Regions from separate parts of the Homo sapiens genome. Here region 1 is linked to region 2. The links are chromatin contacts, found by Hi-C or POLR2A ChIA-PET in ENCODE. All regions are on one chromosome and are shown on one strand. Each heading gives the region's core, a stretch centred on a gene start or an enhancer-like site at or near the end of the contact. The rest is flanking DNA. Distances are from core to core; before and after follow the strand shown.

Evidence for each region. Hi-C counts contacts between places; a loop is a spot of excess contacts on that map. ChIA-PET counts read pairs that join two places held with the same protein, here RNA polymerase II (POLR2A). Pooled maps may share reads with other maps.
Region 1: a map of endothelial cell of hepatic sinusoid shows a loop between it and region 2 (3-fold over the local background). The contact joins two enhancer-like sites. A Hi-C loop is called at or near these places in 4 of 168 maps with a recorded cell type or tissue (Right ventricle myocardium inferior, endothelial cell of hepatic sinusoid, heart left ventricle and 1 more) and 5 of 50 pooled maps. POLR2A ChIA-PET finds 5 or more read pairs at or near these places in 8 of 52 experiments (A673, AG04449, HepG2 and 4 more).

Annotation. Positions count from the first base shown.
Region 1 is chr22:46,191,084-46,195,964 of GRCh38, forward strand. The region is part of intron 3 of PPARA (peroxisome proliferator activated receptor alpha); the gene reads left to right. Among named protein-coding and RNA genes, the nearest start is that of PPARA, 43 kb to the left of the region's middle. RefSeq lists an enhancer at 4,803-4,881. Within about 2 kb of position 2,953, at least 3 of the 41 ENCODE cell types and tissues checked have a DNase peak (open chromatin) inside an H3K27ac peak, as active enhancers do.
Region 2 is chr22:46,235,336-46,240,005 of GRCh38, forward strand. PPARA (peroxisome proliferator activated receptor alpha) reads left to right here. Exons shown (of 9, transcript NM_005036.6): 9 at 1-4,670. The coding sequence ends at 45. Among named protein-coding and RNA genes, the nearest start is that of CDPF1, 13 kb to the right of the region's middle. Within about 2 kb of position 3,341, at least 5 of the 41 ENCODE cell types and tissues checked have a DNase peak (open chromatin) inside an H3K27ac peak, as active enhancers do.

The sequences.
Region 1 (4,881 bases), core at 1,703-4,202, 45 kb before region 2:
TCAGGAGGCTGAGGCACGAGAATCGCTTGAACCCGGGAGGCGTGGGGTTGCAGTGAGCCGAGATTGCACAACTGCACTCCAGCCTGGGTGACAGAGTGAGACTGCATCTATAAAAACAACAACAAAAAAGAAAATATTTGCAAAGGACCTTCTGGGTCCAAGAACCTCATGTCCAATACAAGGGTGCACACGTGGGTGAGACACGGCAGCTGCTCTCCAGAAGCCCACAGTGGAGGGGTTTCCCTTCGGTCTCCTTTTATTCCAAGCAAGTGGCAAAACTACTTTACTCTTAATACAAACCACTTCCTTTTATCACAGGACGCTTCCCAAGCTCTGCAACTGTTGCTCCTGAGGAAGGGAGTGGAACTGATAATCTGTTCCTCCCTATTGTGTTCAGTATGGTTTTTTTTTTTTTTTTCCTTTTGCTGGCTTTGTTTTCCTGTCCCTGTGATGATTAAAATTCACTCTGCAAATTAGATCACCTTTCCCACGCAGAGTCCCTTTGACTTCTGTTCTAGATATCCATTACATTTTTGTAGTCTTCGGACACACTGTGTGTGCCGCTTTGCCCTCTGGGTGACAGCAGGCTGTGGCTGCGGCGACAGAGCTGAGGTGAATTCTCACAGACCATCACTGGGTTACTCCTGGAGTAAGTAATTCCCAAGAGCTCCTTCTGTGCAGATCGTTAGAAATAGATATTGAGGCCAGGCGCGGTGGCTCATGCCTGTAATCCCAGCACTTTGGGAGGCTGAGGCGGGCAGATCACGAGGTCAAGAGATCAAGACCATCCTGGCCAACATGGTGAAACCTTGTCTCTACTAAAAATACAAAAGTAGCCGGGCGTGGTGGCGCACGCCCGTAGTCCCAGCTACTCAGGAGGCTGAGGCAGGAGAATCACTTGAACCCGTGAAACGGAAGTTGCGGTGAGCCGAGATCACGCCACTGTACTCCAGCCTGGTGACAGAGTGAGACTCCATCTCAAAAAAAAGAGAAAGAAAGAAATAGACATTGAACACCTGCTACACAGCAGGGATTGTGCTAGAAGTATGGATGCAAAGATTAGGTGAATATGTTCCCTAGCCTCACAAAGCATACAGTCTAGTAGGAGAGACAGACACGTAAAAAGTTTCAACAGCACAGATAATCAGGGCTACACCAGAATTGGGCCCAAGATGCTGCAGGAATCTATAGGTGAATGGGTTTCATGAAGGAAGAGCTTCTTCTCCCATTTATAACTCATTTTAGCCTAATCTTCCAAACAGTCACGCATCTAAGAGCAGGTGATGCAGAAAATACCCTCGTGTTAGTTATGAATTACCGTTGGAATCCTTCCAGTGTTTGCACCTGCCCTGTGCTCGGGTAACATAAAACAGTGATATAATTTGATGTCTACTTCCTCTTGTATTTGTCTGTTTTTAAGTGTTCTACAATTTTCATATACTCTGTTTCATCGTTCTCAAAGGAATATTTTGATTGATAAATGTTTAGTTAGTAAGACCTAAAAACTGAATCTCAGTAGTTTGAGCTTATGATATACAAGATGCAGCTCTAACATTTAAATTGGAAGGGAAATGTCAAAAAGATACCTGCACTCTTGTTTGTTGCAACACTGTTTACAATAGCTAAGATTTGGAAGCAACCTAAGTGTCCATCACCAGACAAATAGATAAAGGAAATGTGATATATATACACAATGGAGTACTATTCAGCCATAAAAAAGAATGAGATCCTGTCATTTACAACAACATGGGTGGAACTGGAGATCATTATGTTAAGTGAAATAATCCAGGCACAGAAAGACAAACTTCACATGTTCTCACTTATTTGTGGGCTCTAAAAATCAAATCACTTGAACTCAGAGAGATTAGAAGGATGGTTACCAGAGGCTGGGAAGGGTGGTGAGGGGTTGGGGGCAGTGAAGATGGTTAACAGGTACAAAAAACTAGAAAGAATGAATAAGACCCACTAGGTTTTTTGTTGTTTTGTTGTTGTTGTTGTTTTGAGACAGAGTCTCACTCTGTCACCCAGGCTGGAGTGCAGTGGCATGATCTCGGCTCACTGCAACCTCCACCTCCTGGGTTCAAGCGATCCTCCTGCCTCAGCCTCCCAAATAGCTGGGATTATGGGCACGCGCCACCACACCTGGCTAATGTTTGTATTTTTAGTAGGGACCGGGTTTCACCAGGTTGAACAGGCTGGTCTCAAACTCCTGACCTCAAGTGATCCACTCGCCTTGGCCTCCCAAATGCTCAGATTACAGGCGTGAGCCACCGCACCTGGCCACTGTTTGATAGCATAATAGGGCGACTATAGTCAATAATAACTTAATGGTATATTTTTAAATAACTTAAAGAGTATAATTGGATTGTTGTAACTGAAAGGATCAATGCTTGAGGGCACAGCTACCCCATTCCCCATGACGTGTTTAGTTCACATTACATGCCTATGTCAAAGCATCTCATGTACCCCATAAATATATACACTGAGTATATACCACAAATATTTTAAATAATTTTTAAAATAAAAAAATAAATTGTAAGGGAAAGAAAATTATGAATTTAGAAATGTAAAAGGTCTCAGGTAAGGAAGGAATGAGAGGATCATGCAGAACCTCCCATCATTGCTGGGACTGGAACAGAAGCCCTACCTTTTCCCAACACCCTATCCACCTGTCCCTCACCTCTCAGCTTTTGTGAGACTCTGTCTGTGCTATGAAACTGAAGATCTAATTCAGTGCTGTTTGCATTGTCTTGCCTCCTGGACCAGAGGTTGCAGTTGTTGAGAAAAGGGATGGTTGGTTATGCCTTGATCCCCCCCAGAGCATTTGGGGCATAGGACACGGGAACTGGCCAGCCTGGTTCACTCTTCTCGATTAGCTGGACAGCGGCATGTCATGTGGGTAATAGGAAGGGGTGGGGACTTCCCCGGGATATTCTGCTCCTGATCAGAAGCGCCAGTGATGTGGGGGGAGCCCCAGCACCAGAGCATGCTGGGAGGGCGTGCAGGGTGGGGCAGGTGCCCGTTTGGCCTCTGCTGTCTATCTGGGGGATGCATCCAAAGGCAACTGTTCCTTATCTGCTCTTGTTGGGAGCAAGGAAGGGCCAATTTGTTCAATGATCCGTATACAGCCAGTCCCTCTGGCCAGAGTTCAAGACAGTATTGCCTCACTCTATATAGAGATTGTATCTTGGTTAGCTCTTCATTCATAGCAAGACCAATGTTTCTGTAAATTAATCCTGGTATTGTTTAAAAGCAACTAAAAATGATGAAATTGTAAAACTTTGAAACTCCCTGAATATAACGACAAGCAAACTAACATTGTTTTATTGGTCGATGCTCCTGGCCAGAAGAGAGAATATTAGCAGGGATAAAAGGCATAGGCCACATGCATTTTCCACCCCAGTGCTGAGAACACGATGGGCGAAAAAGGGAGGTGGCCACAGCCCATCCATCACACAGTCTCTGCCCATCTACTTGCTTTTTCCTTTTTTTTTTTTTTTTTTTTTGTGACAGAGTCTCGCTTTGTCACCCAGACTGGAGGGCAGTGGTGCAATCTCAGCTCATTGCAACTTCTACCTCCCAGGTTCAAGCGATTCTCCTGCCTCAGCCTCCCGAGTAGCTGGGATTACAGGCACCTGCCACCAAGCCCAGCTAATTTGTTTGTATTTTTAGTAGAGACGGGGTTTCACCATGTTGGCCAGGCTGGTTTTGAACTCCTGACCTTAAGTGATCAGCCCACCTCAGCCTCCCAAAGTGCTGGGATTACAGGTGCGAGCCACCACGCCTGGCCCCAGCTACCTGTTTTCTTTCTTTTTTTTTTTTTTTTTTCTTTTTTTGAGACAAAGTCTTGCTCTTGTCCCCCAGGCTGGAGTGCAATTGCATGATCTCAGCTCACTGCAACCTCCACCTCCTGGGTTCAAGCGATTCTCTTGCCTCAGTCTCCTGAGTAGCTGGGATTACAGGCGCCTACCACCACGCCCGGCTAATTTTTGTATTTTTAGTAGAGACGGGGTTTCACCCTGTTGGCCAGGCTGGTTTCGAACTCCTGACCTTAAGTGATCTGCCCGCCTCAGCCTCCCAAAGTGCTGGGATTACAGGTGTGAGCCACCATGCCCGGCCCCAGCTACTTGCTTTCTATTGGGATGAACCTCATGGTTAATACAGTTAGTTAGTGACTGCAACTTTTGAACTTTTTGTTCATAGTGAAAAATATTTTAAGTAATGCTTACCCCATTATGTTTCTTGTCATTTGAAAAAAAATCTCCCTTCAGACAGAATGCAGAATAAAATACTACAGAAAATCTGTACAGAGTCCCAGCCTGACTTATGCTAGTAGGTTACAGAGAAAGAAAGTCTTCTAAACCCTATGAAAGGTTAACAGTTCTCTTATTTTTCCCTGTGTGCTATTTGATGATTTCCCTGTGAACTTTGATGATTTATTGCCAGAATTCCAAACATAATATGTGAATTTCACAAAAATGGATGAAATGTATCTATTTTTCATTGGTAGAAGAAGCCAAAACATCCCTTCCTCACCGCACTAAAAGCTGTTGTTTACATGAAGCAAACCTCAAATGTGAACATATTTTTACGCAAATGCATTTAATGGGTGAATATTTGCTTTGGGACGGTATTCTTTACTCTATCTGGAGAGTCTGGCGTTCCGTAATCACCATGTGATGACGGCTGCCCTGACAGTGGCTGGTAGCAGCACATACCCCCGAGCCTCTCCGTGGTGTGCGCCGTGGGCACCATGTGACCATTTTCAGAAAGGAAGACAGTTCTGGAAGCTAAAGGTCACCTAGTCAGCCTCGTTGGGTGATTGATGACTCAGCTGGGTTCAGGGAGGTGGACCCGAGGCAGAGCCTCTAGAAGGCAGCG
Region 2 (4,670 bases), core at 2,091-4,590:
GCGCTGCACCCGCTACTGCAGGAGATCTACAGGGACATGTACTGAGTTCCTTCAGATCAGCCACACCTTTTCCAGGAGTTCTGAAGCTGACAGCACTACAAAGGAGACGGGGGAGCAGCACGATTTTGCACAAATATCCACCACTTTAACCTTAGAGCTTGGACAGTCTGAGCTGTAGGTAACCGGCATATTATTCCATATCTTTGTTTTAACCAGTACTTCTAAGAGCATAGAACTCAAATGCTGGGGGTAGGTGGCTAATCTCAGGACTGGGAAGATTACGGCGAATTATGCTCAATGGTCTGATTTTAACTCACCCGATGTTAATCAATGCACATTGCTTTAGATCACATTCGTGATTTACCATTTAATTAACTGGTAACCTCAAAATTCGTGGCCTGTCTTCCCATTCACCCCGCTTTTGACTATTGTGCTCCTTTATAATTCTGAAAACTAATCAGCACTTTTTAACAATGTTTATAATCCTATAAGTCTAGATGTATCCAAAGGTGAAGTATGTAAAAAGCAGCAAAATATTTATTTCAAAGACTTCACTTCTGTTTCCTGAATCTAAAGAAAGACAACATGCTGCTTTTTAATCATAGGATGGAGAATTTTAAAGAACTGTTTGGGCCAGGCACAGTCGCTCATACTTGTAATCCCAGCACTTTGGGAGGCCGAGGCGGGTGGATCACAAGGTCAGCAGATCGAGACCATCCTGGCCAACATGGTGAAACCCTGTCTCTACTAAAAATACAAAAATTAGCCGGGTGTGGTGGCACATGCCTGTAATCCCAGCTACTCGGGAAGCTGAGGCAGGAGAATTGCTTGAACCAGGGAGTTGGAGGTTGCAGTGAGCTAAGACTGCACCACTGCACTCCAGCCTGGTGACAGAACGAGACTCTGTCTTAAAAACAAACAAACAAAAAAAAAATCTGTTAGATAAGCTATCAAAATGCAGCTGTTGTTTTGTTTTTGGCTCACTGTTTTCGTGGTTGTAACTAATATGTGGAAAGGCCCATTTCCAGGTTTGCGTAGAAGAGCCCAGAAAACAGAGTCTCAAGACCCCCGCTCTGGACTGTCATAAGCTAGCACCCGTGGTAAGCGGGACGAGACAAGCTCCCGAAGCCCGCCAGCTTCCTGCTCCACTCAGCTCCGTCCAGTCAACCTGAACCCACCCAGTCCAGCTGTCTGTGGGAATGGTGGTGTTCTTAGGGACAGACTGACACCTTACTTGTCAGTGTTCCTCCGGGCCCCATTTGGCAGCTCCCGTATCTTTTGTTATGTTGCTTTTAAAGATATGATGTTTTATTGTTTTAACTCTTGGTGACAGTAGATGCTCTCTGGAGCGCAGACGAGGCACATGTGTCTTCATAGCCTGGGCTGGGTGGGAGCCAGTCACCCTGCGGATCGAGAGAGGGGGTAGAGTCTTCTTCAAATGGCAGTTTTACTTCAAATGGCAGATTTCACAAGAGTTGGTTATTTTTTACAATGGTTTAGGTTGTTAAGTCTCCTTTGTATGTAAGGTAGTTTTTTCAACATCTAAAATTTTTGTTTTAGCCTTCAAAACCAACTTACCAACCTCAGTCCAGCTGGGAAGGCAGCGTTGATTATGGTAGTTTGTCAAGAATATATGGACCTGGAAACACTTTCTCTCTCTGTCCACCTGGTAGATAAATTGTCCTGTTGAGAATTTTTAGATCTGGACTGGAACTGCCAGGACCACCGCCTCCAGGGAGTCGCTGGGCACCTGGAGGTATCGTCGATGCCTCTCCCCCATCTTTAGAAAATTTGGCTCTTCTGAGGTCATTATTATTTTAAGAATGATTAGGATTGATAAGGGTCCCATGACCAGCATTATGAAAATGCGAGAGTGGGAAGGACACAGTGTGAGACTTCCACTAGAAAAAAGTGAAAGTTAGGGTTAGGACATCCTTTTTTAAAAATTACAAATTTAGTCCGTTTTGGTTTTTGTAATCAGGCTAGGCACAGTGGCTCACACATGGAATCCCAGCACTTTGGGAGGCCGAGGTGGGAGGATCACTTGAGCCCAGGAGTTCGAGACCAGCCTAGGCAACATAGCAAGACCCTGTCTGTACACAAAATTTAAAAATTAGTTCATCGGGGTGGCACACATCAGTAGTCCCAGCTACTCTGCAGGCTGAGGTGGGAGGATTGCTTGAACCCAGGAGGTCGAGGCTGCAGTGAGCTGTGATCTCACCACTGCATTCCAGCCTGGGTGACAGAGTTAGATTCCACCCTCTCCCACCCCGGCAAAAAAAAAAAAAAAAGATGCAATCAAAGGGGCTGTTGGCCAGCAATGGCAGCAGCAGCGGCGGGCAGTCTGCCCAAGTGTCTTAGGAACCAAAAGCAAATAAAAGTGTTTCCATATATGCCACCAGCCAAGTGGCCATCCTAATTCAGAAAGAAGCTAGCCTTTGAGTGTCTGTCATGGTGCATCCGTTTCAGTATTATTTCCTAAAATGAGAAGCCCCTGTGTCAACAAGATCCAGGGGCTGGAGCCCAATGCCAAGCCTGTGTTGTCCCCAGCGACCCTGCAGCTGCTCGCTCTGATGTACCCTGTGCCATTCAAGGAGATGTGGTCCAGGAAAGTGAGCCTCATGGTTTTCAGAGAAGTCATTGTTCTGTTTACATTTTCATAAAACCTGTTTAAAATAGCTCCCCGTCTCAGGCTTTCAGCAGTAACAGTGAGCTGACTGGCAAGTTCGATGTTAGCTCCCGGGACACTCAGCAGCGATGGTGAGCATTTTGGTTTCCTTAAGGCCCAGCAAGACTTCCAGGGACATCTCTGGTGAAGCCAGAATGGAGACACCCGTGACCTCAGGCTGAAAGTCACTCGACATTGGTCTCTTGTGTTGATAGGGAAGGAAATCAGGCATTCCTATTTCTTTAAATAACAAAACCACTAATTGCCACTCAATGCTGGAATATTTTGGGTCACCTAATCATAGATTTCTCAGGGCATCAATACTCAAATATAGGCTGATTATGCCCCAGTTCAAATGGGAACTATTAACAGAGTGCATTTCTTGCTTGCTGGGTTTCAACAGACATCAGCCAAAAGAACAAAAGAGATGTCAGGACAGATTCCAGGAGTGTCGGAGCACATGTGTGGCACCCGCTCCCTCTGGCAGCGAATGTAGGAAGTCGCCAAATTTACCCACTCTTCAACAAGTCATTGTTTAAACACGGTTTTTCATTTTCTCAACTTTTAATAGCAAAAAGTGCCAAAGTCCTCAGAGACCTAACAGCCTTGGTCTACCGTGCTGACCAGGGTGAAGGCACGGCGAGGGACTCCTCCCAGACGTGCCTCTTGTGTGCCAGCTGGCTGTGGCTCGGGAGCAGACGCAGGCCTCTCCATTGTCCAGGGGAGCCTGGCGGCGCATCCCTCCTCTCCCACCTCCTGGCACTTCCAGCTGGGTGTCCCACATGTTGGATTCCGTCCCCACCACACTTCCAGAGACCGGAGAACTGTGCAGGGCCTAAGGCCGTTTGGATGAATTGTCAAAACAAGATGCTTCCAGTTACAGCGGCAGGAGCGGGACTGGGAGCACGGGCTGACGGCTGCTGGTGCCTTTCTTCCCACCTCGCTTGCCTGTTTCCGCTTGACCCTTCCTCCAGCTCCGATGAGAAGAGTATAAAGCATCTTCCTAACGGGTGTGTTTGCTATACGAACATAATGGACGTGAAGTGGGGCAGAAACCCAGAACTCAGCATTCAAGGATGCCCAGGAGAGCTGTCCCTGTTTTAAAGAGCTGTGTTTTGTTTTGTTTCGCATTTAGAGAGCAGACAAGGCACCCTTCTGCTGCGCTGATACGTTTCTTACACTGGGCCATTTTAGACCCCCAGGGAAACAGCCTTCCTGGAGCGTTGTCTGGAGGTTCCAGGGACAGGGCAGCCTCCCAGAGCCGAGCAAGAGCTCAAGGTACAAATGAGAGATTTGCTATACCGTGAGAAGTCAACAACTTAGCCACCACTTCCCCGCAATGGACCATGTAACAAATACCTCAGCAGGCCCTGCAAAAGGCCATGCTAGAGCTGAGGCGCACAGCCTGTGGCCTCTGTAGTTAGGGCAGGTGGGATGGAGACTCCTTGAGTGCACACACCTGAGCCTGCCCACACACAGGGGAGCAGCATCTCGTATGACGTCTGGAAGGAACTTCGGTTGTGTAAAGGGAGCCTTGAAGATACGTGCAAAAGGTGCTACCCCAATTTGGTGAAACTGACATTGGGCACGTCTTGGGCTTAGGAGAAGCGGCCGATGGTCCCGGCCTGCAGTGACAAACCCCCCTCCCCGCACCGCCCCCAGCACCCCCTCTCCTCTTCACCTCTTCCTGCTGGCCACGAGGAAGCCACTTCCTCAGAGAGACCCTACCAGATGCGGATGGAAACAGATGCACCAAAGCAAGCCCTGATGAAACCGCGACTTCCTAAGGTCTGTCTCCTCTGAACTTGCACCTGGGCCTCTCTGTGTTTGGTTCCAAGCACTTCCCACCTCAAACTCCCATTTTCAAACCACTGTATCTCTGCGCACATCTGCTACTTACCAGCCGCATACATGATGGAGGGTTTTTTGGTCCTGATCCAGTGGCCACACCTGTCTTTGAAATGTCTCACTGAACTCCAGTTTTAAAATAGATTCATTGCTT